Regions from separate parts of the Homo sapiens genome. Here region 2 is linked to region 1. A link is an interaction called in ENCODE POLR2A ChIA-PET data of the cell type or tissue named here. Cell type or tissue: MCF 10A. All regions are shown on one strand. Each heading gives the region's core, and the rest is flanking DNA. Links, peaks and the distances in the headings are about the cores only. Region 1 has its middle 29 kb from the start of PIK3CB. Region 2 overlaps PIK3CB (phosphatidylinositol-4,5-bisphosphate 3-kinase catalytic subunit beta).

Region 1 (5,376 bases), core at 225-5,224:
TTTTTCTTTTTCTTTTTCTTTTTTTTTGTTTTTTTGTTTGTTTGTTTGTTTTTTTGAGACAGAGTCTTGTTCTGTCACCCAGGCTGGAGTGCAGTGGCATGATCTAGGCTCACTGCAACCTCTGCCTCCAAGGTTCAAGCAATACTTGTGCCTCAGCCTCCCAGGTAGCTGGGATTATAGGCATGCACCACCATGCCCAGGTAATTATTTTGTATTTTTAGTAGAGACATGTTTCAACAAGTTTCACCATGTTGGCCAGGTTAGTCTCAAATTCCTGACCTCAAGTGACCTCCCATCTCGGCCTCCCAAAGTGCTGGGATTATAGGTGTAAGCTACTGTACCTGGCCTATTTTTTAAATTTTTCGAGATAGGGTCTTGTTCTATTGCCCAGGCTGGAATGCAGTGGCAGGATCACAGCTCACTGCAGCCTCAAACTCCTGGCCTCAAGCAATCTTCCTGCCTCAGCTTCCTGAGTAGCTGGGACTACAGGCACATGCCACCATGCTAATTATTTTCATTTCATTTCTTTTCTCTTTTTTTTTTTTTTGTGGGAATGGGGTTTCACCATGTTGCCTAGGCTGGTCTCCAACTCCTGGGCTCAAGCAATCCTCCTGCCTCAGTCTCCCAAAGTGCTTGGATTACAGTTCTAAGCCACTGTGCCCAGCCCTCTTCCTGTTTTTGGTACCCAGCTGCCCAGATAGTATGCTGAACACCACCCACTCCATATCCAGCACCAGAAGACAGCAGAATGACCTTAGTTTATAATGGCAAAAGAAATGCCCAGTTGAGCCCAGCCCAAATTGATGCCGACACAGAATGGCAAGTTAAATAGTTGTAGTTTACAGCACTACATTTGGGGCTAGTTTGATGTTATTTCTATTTTGTTAAAATAGGTGTGCACAATCCCAGCACTTTGGGAAGCCAAGGCAGGCAGATCACCTGATGTCAGGAGTTCAAGACCAGCCTGGCCAACATGGTGAAACCCTGTCTCTACTAAAATACAAAAATTAGCCAGGCATGGTGGTGGGCACCTGTAACCCAGCTACTCAGGAGGCTGAGGCAGCAGAATCGCTTGAACCCAGGAGGTGGAGGTTGCGGTGAGCCAAGATCGCGCCACTGCACTCCAGTCTGGGTGACAGAGCCAGACTCCGTCTCAAAAAAAAAAAAAAAAAAAATGGTATGCACATATAGAAGGAAAGTAGCATTGCTGTTTATACAAAAGAGAACTCACAGCCTTCTCTTTACCTGTGATGAAATTCAGGCAAAGAGACCTCTTGGCTAGGCAAGACTTACCATGGTCCCAACTACCAGCACAGGAAAAAATATATTGCAGAGAAAAGTTGTTTAAACAGTAAGGAAAATAAAGCCAGGCACAGTGGCTCATTCCTGTAATTCCAGCACTTTGGGAGCCTGAAGTGGGAGGATTGCTTGAGCCCAGGAGTTGGGGACCAGCCTGGAGAACACAGGGAGATCCCATCTCTACAAAAACCTTTAAAAATTAGCCAGGCTGGGGCGCCGTGGCTCTCGCTTGTAATCCCAGTACTTTGGGAGGCCGAGGAGAGCGGATCACTTGAGGTCAGGAGTTCAAGACCAGTCTGACCAACATGGTGAAAACCCATCTCTACTAAAAATATGCAAATTAGCCGAGCCAGGCCGGGCGCAGTGGCTCACGCCTGTAATCCCAGCACTTTGGGAGGCCAAGGCGGGCAGATCGCCTGAGGTCGGGAGTTGGAGATCAGCCTGACCAACATGGAGAAACCCCATCTCTACTAAAAATACAAAAAATTAGCTGGGCATGGTGGCGGATGCCTGTAATCCCAGCTACTAGAGAGGCTGAGGCAGGAGAATTGCTTGAACCCCAGAAGCAGACATTGCAGTGAGCTGAGATCGTGCCATTGCACTCCAGCCTGGGCAACAAGAGTGAAACTTCATCTCAGAAAAAAGAAAGAAAGAAATAATTAGCTGAGCCGGGGGTGGTGGCAGGAGCCTGTAATCCCAGCTACTCAGGAGGCAGAGACTGGGAGGCGGGGGTTACAGTGAGCCAAGATAGTGCCATTGCTCTCCAGCCTGGGTGACAGAGCAAGACTGCATCTCGAAAAAAAAAAAATTAGCTGGGTTGAGTGATACGTGCCTGTAGTCCCAGCTATGCAGGAGGCTGAAGTAGGAGGATCGCTTGAGGCAGGAAGGTAGAGGTTGCAGTGAGCTAAGATGGTGCCACTGCACTCCAGCCTGTGTGAGAGAGTGAGGCCCTGTCTCAAACACCAAAACAAAACAAAAAACACAAAATTATATGAACAAAATCACCCAACACAAATTTCTTCCCAAAGATGAAACTCTTTCTTCTGAGAGGCCCTAAACATGGCTGTTCAGCCACTATGAACTAATAAAGTTACACAGTGCTTGAGACCTGCTCTGGGTTATTTTCTGTGTTTCCAAGTCGAGTTAGGCTGGCTGATGCAACCCAATCCTGCCATCTCTTCACTAGCCATGAGTATCAGGTTGGCATGTGGAGTATACCTTCCTCAAAGGAATCAGTACCCGGTTGACCAGATCCCCACAGTGTTTCTCACTGTCTCCCATGAGTCACCAGGGCACACTCTGCATTTACAGCCCCGCCCATAACCAAGAAAGCTCTTCAGTTTCCTAGCTCCCTTCCCTGGCTTCTGCAGTAAGGTGTGACATTGACAATTATAATCTGGTACTTAGCCCTGTGGCTTCTGCTCTGTGCCAACCCTGGCTTTAGACAACCCTATGAAATCCTACAAAGGGTGGCATATCTGGCTGAAACCTCCCAGTGGGGGAAGGAAGGAGGGTTTAAGACAGCACTTTACTCAGTCTCCATGTAAATGAGCCCTTCCTGCAGGGGCCAGGGCCTCCTCAGTTTTCTGGGTCGGCATTGGACTTTGGACATTGGAACTGTCAGCAAGCCCTCTCACAGGAAAGGTGTTTGCCTTCCCAGTGGCAAACAGTCTATTATTCTAAACTTGGACGTGCTAGGACTGACTCATCCCTCCCTTGCGGCATCGATACTCGGTATCAGGCCACAGCCTAGCTGCAAAATCTCAGCTGGCTGGTAGTTTTCCCTCCTTCTCCGCCCACCCTGCTTCAACACGGTCCTTGATGCCAATCTCAAATTTCCCTGGTGGCTCAGCGCCCCAATTCAGCACTGAAGTTTTTACTTTTTTGCTTTCCCACACAAGCAAATATTTGTTAGTAATTTCCCAGCTCTTCATACTCTTGTGATTTCTTTAACCCACCTTTTGTAACCCGCTTTCCCTCTGCTCCAGGGTCTTGGTCATTACCTCTTCTAACTCAATTACATGACTTTCTTTTTTCCCACTTCCTCTTTCCTTCCATTGTTATGCAGGCGGAGGGGAGGGTGCTAAATGCACAAAAAGGAGAATTGGATTAGGTAGCAGGATATCTCACTGCTCTCTTCCTGGTTCTGCCCTGACCCTGAGTTCTCACTTTAATAAGCCGCACACCCACTCCACATGCTGTCTTCCCACTTGCAATGAGCCAGCAGTGTGGGAGAAATCAGTAAGAGTGCCTTGGCAGTGGCTCTGACGGAGGGTGGGGTGGATTCTGGGAGAATTCAAAGGTGGTGGCACCTTGTTACCATTTACTCAGGTGAGCTGGAGATTCTGATATTACAAAACAACAAACTCGACAGAAAGGAAGAAAACAGTAATGTTGGGAAGAAAAACAGTTTGGTTCAGGGATGTCAATGCTGGGAAAATTTGTATAAAATATCTGTCTGGAACTAGTCTTTCAAATAATGACAATCATTCTTTTGAGGGGACAGACACCCCTTGGAAAATCTGATGAAGGATATAGACTCCAGAAAATCACCGGGAAAATGTATATAAATGAAGTCAGGCACAGTGGGGTGCCTCTGTAGTCCCAGCTGCTGGGGAGGCTGAGGCGGGAGCCTCCTTGAGTCCTAGAGGCACACGAACGCCTTTAGGAAGCGGGTATAAGGAGCAGAGAACTGTAAGCAGGGCTTCCCTTCTTTGTAAATCTCATCTAGAGTTCAGGGCAGTTCAGAGAAAGCATTCATTTGTTCATTCATTCAACAAGTAACTCTTTGAGAAACTTCCAAGTGTCAAGCCCCATGCTGGGCCACATTGTGAGGCAGAAGGAGGTGAATCAGACACAGTGCCTGCTCCCGGGACACTCACGGTCTGGTGGGGGATACCAAGATAGAACAGGCAATGAGTGTACAGTGATGGCAGAGGTAGCAGAGAGAACTGTGGGAGCCTGGGGGTGGGGGCAGGGGCAGAACTACTTCCTACAGTTCCCTCTTCCCACAGCAATCTGGTCCTATACCTCTCTGACTACAAAGCAAAACAGTTAAAAAAAAAAAAAAAATCCAAGTATTCCCTGAGGTGCTACTCTGAGCTGTCCATGTCAGAGCTCTCACCCACACTGTGGCCCCATCCAGCTTTCACCTCTCAACTGGGATGGAGCCTGTGAACCCTCTCTCTCCTCACAGGCTCCCCAGGGTGCTGCCAAAGGCCTCACAGCCAACATACCCCCTATACCATCAAGGGCAGCTCCTCCTCCCCAGACCAGCTTTTGAATAAATTACCAACCCCCTTTGCACTTCCTTCTTTCTGTGCTTAAACCTTATTCATTTTATTTATTTATTATTATTATTTTAGACACACAGTCTCACTCTGCTCCCAGGCCGGAGTGCAGTGGCGTGATCATAGCTTATCGCAGCCTTGAACTCCTGGGCTCAAGCGATCCTCCCACCTCAGACTCTGGAGTAACTGGGATTACAGGTGTGAGCCACCATGTACAGCTCCTATTCCTTTTAATAGTTGAGCTGCAGGGAAATAAGGAGTAATGAAAATAGCTAGCTTTAAGGAAGTTAGAGATTTGCAAGAAACCTGAAGTGTCCTGGTAAGAGCTGGTCCTTTTATTCACAGCATCCAAAGGCTGGGGCTGGGCTGGGCTTCCTTACACTTCTTCCCTGACTTCTCCCTTCTTAGGGGTTTTAGGGGAAAGCATCCAGCTCCAAGTTTGGGCATCAGCAATCCTGCCTGTTGGCTGCTACCAATGTTGGATGCTAGGCTGCATCTGCTTATCCTAGCTGCTTCCCTAGCACTGGCTTCTGCCAATGGCCCCTAAGTATCCCTTTCATGGCTCCAGCTGTTCCTCTTACCTTCCTGGGTTCAGCTCTATCACTCTGGGAGGGAGAAAAGTTCCCTTCCTCTTTGTTCTTTGAAGAGTGCTACCCAGGGCTTCAGGTCCTCTTGTCCTGGTTGACATTCACCAATCCCAAAAGTTTCTCTGGCCAGGAGTGTTGGCTCATACCTGTAATCCCAACATTTGGGAAGCCCAAGGCAGGAGGATGGCTTGAGCCCAGGA
Region 2 (5,376 bases), core at 84-5,083, 89 kb after region 1:
GACAGCAGTGCTGTTGATCGTGTAATCACAATTTTTTTAAGCTACTTTTCAATACTTTGTTAGATTATTTAGATTCTTTTTTTTTTTTTTTTTTTTTGAGGTAGAGTCTCACTCTGTCACCAACAATGGAGTGCAGTAGCATGATCTCAGCTCACTGCAATGTCCGCTTCCCAGGCTCAAGTGATCCTCCTACCTCAGCCTCCCAAGTAGCTGGGACCACAAGTGCATGCCATCATGCCTGGTGTGTTTTTGGTAAAGACAGGGTTTTACCATGTTGCCCATGCTGGGGTTTTGTTTGTTTGTTTGTTTGTTTGTTTGTTTTTTGAGACAGGGTCTCACTCTGTCGCCCAGGCTGGAATGCAGTACCACAATCACAGCTCACGGCAATGTCTGCCTCCCAGGCTCAGGCGATCGTCCCTCAGCTTCCTGAGTAGCTGGGACTACAGGTGTGTGCTACCACGCCCAGCTAATTTTTGTATTTTTTGTATTTTTTTGTAGAGGCAGGGTTTTGTCAAGTTGCCCAGGCTGGTTTCGAACTTCTGGCCTCAAGGGATCCTCTGCCTCGCCCTCTCACAGTACTCGAATTACAGGCATAAGCCACCACTCCCGGCCTTAGATTCTTAAAGCTTTCTTTCCTTGCTAATGTTTTATCCAAAACATTTTTAATCCCTTGAGAGTATTCCCATAGTTTCCAGAAGAAAAAGGTATGGGTTGGTTTTAGTAGCTACGTTCAGTCAGGAAACATTTTAAATTATTAACTGTTATACTAATGGTATGAAATGGATACTAATGTCATTTTTCTTTCTTTCTTTTTTTTTGTTGAGATGGAGTTTTGCTCTTATCGCCCAGGCTGGAGTGCAATGGTGCAATCTCCACTCAGTGCAACCTTTGCCTCCGGGGTTCAGGTGATCCTCCTGCCTCAGCCTCCTGAGTCGCTGGGATTACAGGCACACGCCACCACGCCCGGCTAATTTTTGTATTTTTAGTAGAGACTGGGTTTCACCATGTTGGCCAGGCTGGTCTTCAACTCCTGACCTCAGGTGATCCACCCACCTCAGCCTCCCAAAGTGCTGGGATTACAGGTGTGAGCCACCGCGGCTGGCCAATGTATGCTTTTTAATTTAAAAGAATGCTATATTTGAGGGTTTTGAAACGAAATATAATTTATTAGCTTATAGGGTGATGTTATAACTTAAATACAGGACAGTATCCAAAAGCTGTCCTGTTAATGCATAACAGATAAAGATTTCAGATCTTTTGGGATCTTAGACATAGTAACATGTGATTAATTATTATATTCCAAACCATGTAACTCCCAGTACTCATCCCATTATGCACAGGTCATAGGCTGGGGCAGTGAGGCAGTGAGGGGGTTTCATGACAGCAACATTGTGGTGCTGCCTCAACTTTTTAGATGACATAGCCTGATCCCCAGACACTGCAGTCCCACACCTTAAGAAGTTCAGGCGGGTACTCTGTATTTCCCTTTTCCAGTATTCCATCCTCATCCCTTCTGGTTGAGGCTCTGGGAGGTCGAGGTAAAAAACACTGCAATCATTCAGAGAACAGACATGCCTCCGCTAGTCTCTCACTAGACCTAACTGCTCTGGTACAGGCTGGATTGCAAATTGCTTCGTTTTGTTTTGTAATTACCTCATCTCCCAATCAAGTGTGTGATATGGTATCTTAAACAGAATAAGTACTTATTAAATATTCATTTCCTTGAAATTCAGTTGTTTTCCCACTTTGTCCCTCTGCAGTTTTCTTCTCTTCCTCTTTTTGATCAAGGCCTAGCACTGAGATGACATTATCAGCCTGCCTCTCTGGACTCTCTGTGTCCTCTAGAGAGAATAACCAGTGAAAGAAGACTTGGCATCAAGGACAGATACTTCTTCAGTTTTTCTTAGTCTTTTCCCTCTCAATTTACAGTCCATAGTGAGGGAGAAATGAAAGCTACACACAGAAGCATTTTGTCATTCATGGGTGGATAGCTTAGGAAGAAAATTGGTCTCCAAGGAAAAGGTTTAAAACAGACAAACAAATGATAAGTACTTGCCAGACCAAACTTAAACCATCATGCAAAGGAGTAATCCTGAAATTACTTGGGATAAATGCCAGCCTTTATTGGATGCTCTTTTAATTTTTACATATTATGACTTATTTTCAAAATGACAGCAGACAGAAATAACTAAAAGAATTCAAAGCCTGGAATAGTGCATTTTCTACAGCTGTAAGCTATTTAAAATTCTTCTCATGTTACTGTTTGCTATCCAGATGGCTTTCTGGCACTGGTTCAGTTCCTAGATGTGAGAGCTGTTGGTTAGTTACTCACCAGCACCACCACACACTTGTACAATTTGGCTCATGACTCACTCTCATTGCAATTACATGTGGGTACTCTGCTACACAAACAGTCATTCCTGATTGTCATGATGGTACTTGTAAACAAGAACCAGAATTGATTGGATACCATTTCTAGAAGGAAGATTTGTTGACATTCAAAAGCACCCACCTCAGTTAGTCTATTGGACCCATTGCCACTCATTGGAGTGAGAAACAGAAGCAGTCATCTAGACAATGAAACTTTTGTCTAAAATATATACTTGAATGATAGGTGCAAAAGTGTATCCAGTGAGCCACAATTATTTGGATATTTGCTTTGCTCCCATACTGTTACCTAAAGTGATTAAAAAACAAAACAACCCCCACCTCTTACAAAAGAAGTCAGATGGTGGTAGGAGGTTTGGGAGAGGGTTGCTATCTGAAAGAGACAAACAAGGAGTCTCCTGAGATGCTGGCAGTGTTCTTTGTCTTAACCTGGATAGTGGTTTGCTTTGCAATAGGTATTTGCTTTCCAAAAATTCATTGAACTGTACAATTACATGTTGGGTATTTTTGTTTATGCGTTATTAGCAAAAGTGTTTAAAAACAGAAAATGCTCTCCTGTAATGTAGGAGAATTCCCTTAGTTATATCTTCAAAGGCTAGAGAAGGTCTCTATGTTAATGTAGTAGATATTGGTCTTTGGTAGTCTTTGTCCTATTAATTTTATCTATTTAGGGAAATAATCATTTTTACCTTAAAACGTGGTTATTGTCAAACAGTGATTGGAATAGCTTAACACTTAATGATAGTTCCCATGTCCCAAATACTGTTCACTTGAATGGGTTTCAGCAAGGGGTGGAGAGGGTGAGGAGAGAAGACTGTGGGGATGAAATACATTTCTCCTGGAAATACATATATCCATTTGGAATAACTTATCTTGTTGATGTTAGGGGTAAACACGGTCGAACATTTAGATTAGAAAAGAGGAAGGTAGACTAAAAACTAGAAATCTGAAGAGTTTTATTAGCATTGCTTAATAAAAAATTATGTGTTTGGAAGAAGACCATTTAATTTTTAAATTTTTTTTCCATTTCAAGGACTGTATTAAGTAACTTAAAATGGCATATTTTAAAGAGGCTAGCTGTATATTTTGGAATAATAGAGTGATATGACTTTTATTAAATTTTTTTCATCAGCCCTTTTAGTTTGATGAAATAATACCAATAATGTCCTCCCTCTCCACTGAAATACCAGTGTTATGGATTATATGTCTAAATTTATCTTTATACTTTTTTTTTTCTTTGACAGTATCTCACTCACTCTATCGCCCAGGCTGGAGTGTAGTGGCGTGATCTCAACTCACTGCAACCTCTGCCTCCCAGGTTAAAGTGATTCTCCTGCCTCAGCCTCCCAAGTAGGTGGGCGCCTGACAACACGCCTAACTAATTTTTGTATTTTTAGTAGAGAAGGTTTCACCATGTTGGCCAGGCTGGTCTTGAACTCCTGACCTCAAGTGATTCGCCCACCTCAGCCTCCCAAAGTGCTGGGATTACAGGCGTGAGCCACCGTGCCTGGGCTGTGGTTTAGAAATACTAATGAACACATACATATTAAGAATAAATAGCTGGGCCTGTAATCCCAGCACTTTGGGAGGCCAAGGCAGGTGGATCTCTTGACGTTAGGAGTTCGAGACCAGCCTTACCAACATGGCAAAAACTCATCTCTACTAAAAATACAAAAAAAGTAGCCAGGCACGGTGGCAGGCAACTGTAGTCCCAGCTACTTGGGAGGTTGAGGCAGGAGAATCACTTGAACCTGGGAGGCTGAGGTTGCAGTGAGCCAAGATCACACCACCGCATTCTAGCCTGGGCAACAGAGCAAGACTCCATCTCAAAAAAAAAAAAAAAAAAAAGAGAATAAATAGCCGGGTGCTTTGGCTAATGCTTGTAATCCCAAAACTTTGAGAGACCGAGGTAGGAGGATTGCTTGAGCTCAGGAGTTCAAGCTCAGCCTGGGGAATATGTAGCGAAACCTTGTCTCTAGTAAAAAAAAAAAAAAAAAATCAAAAGAATGATGTGGGTGTGGTGGTGTGTGCTTACAGTCCTAGCTACTCAGGAGGCTGAGGTGGGAGAATTGCTGGAGCCTGGGAGGTCAAGGCTGCAGGGAACCATGATCGTGCCACTGCATTCCAGCCTGGGCAACAGAGTAAGACCCTGTCTCAAAAAAATAAATAAATAAAATAAAATAATTTTTAAAAATACAGAATAAATTGCTAAGTTCTAACCTAAGTCCTTCCTTTGGACCCACTCAAAGTGTCTGGAACAATAGAACTTTAAAAGAGTGTATAAACTGTATGCCATCATTAAAGGCACGTTGAATAAAAGAAACATTTATTTTATAGTTACTTTTGAACTGTATGAGTGTCTTTCCTTCCACCCTTAATTGCCGCGCATTAGGTTATACTTGCAGTTTTTTCTTTTAACTTTAAACACAGTTCTAATTCTAATGTGTATATTAGTTTATATTTGGATTTTTTTCATGTTATTTCTAAACATTGCCACATATTCTTGATAAACATGATTTTAAATGAGTGCACCAAGTGGATGCCATCAGGTGGGTCTGTTATTTTTTTAAATTTTTCATTTTTATATATTTTGCTTTATACATGAAACTTTTTCTGTATTCAGGTTTGTAAATAGGTACATTCCAGAACTGGAATTACCAAGTTATTCAAGGCTCAGTGCCTATTTGCAAATTTTTTTTTTTTTTTTTTTGAGACTGAGTCTTGCTCTGTTGCCCGTGCTGGAGTGCAGTTCTGCAAACAGGGTTCACTGTAGCCTCCACCTTCTGTGCTCAAGAGAAAGAGATCCTCCTCCCTCAGCCTCTCGAGTAGCTGGGACCACAGGCATGTGCCACCACACCCAGCCAATTTTTAAATTTTTGTAGAGATGGGGTCTCACTATGTTGCCCAGGCTGGTGCAGATGTTTTGTAAAAGCTGTTTAGAGTGCCATCTTTGATTTGAGAGGATAAGTTTAAATGTCATTTTATTAT

What was found. Peaks named below come from ENCODE experiments on the same cell type or tissue, not always from the same donor. Only the 100,000 strongest peaks of a DNase experiment are listed, where the experiment ranks them.
Region 2: POLR2A ChIA-PET joins it to region 1 with 11 read pairs; 7 of 35 experiments call an interaction of 5 or more read pairs at or near these places.

The regions. Positions count from the first base shown.
Region 1 is chr3:138,860,754-138,866,129 of GRCh38, reverse strand. No RefSeq gene overlaps it. Among named protein-coding and RNA genes, the nearest start is that of PIK3CB, 29 kb to the right of the region's middle. RefSeq lists enhancers at 2,449-2,743, 2,820-3,361. In MCF 10A, for the core only: no CTCF peak of the experiment used is centred there; DNase peaks (open chromatin) are centred at 2,569 and 2,999.
Region 2 is chr3:138,771,644-138,777,019 of GRCh38, reverse strand. The region is part of intron 2 of PIK3CB (phosphatidylinositol-4,5-bisphosphate 3-kinase catalytic subunit beta); the gene reads left to right. Among named protein-coding and RNA genes, the nearest start is that of PIK3CB, 61 kb to the left of the region's middle. In MCF 10A, for the core only: no CTCF peak of the experiment used is centred there; a DNase peak (open chromatin) is centred at 2,319.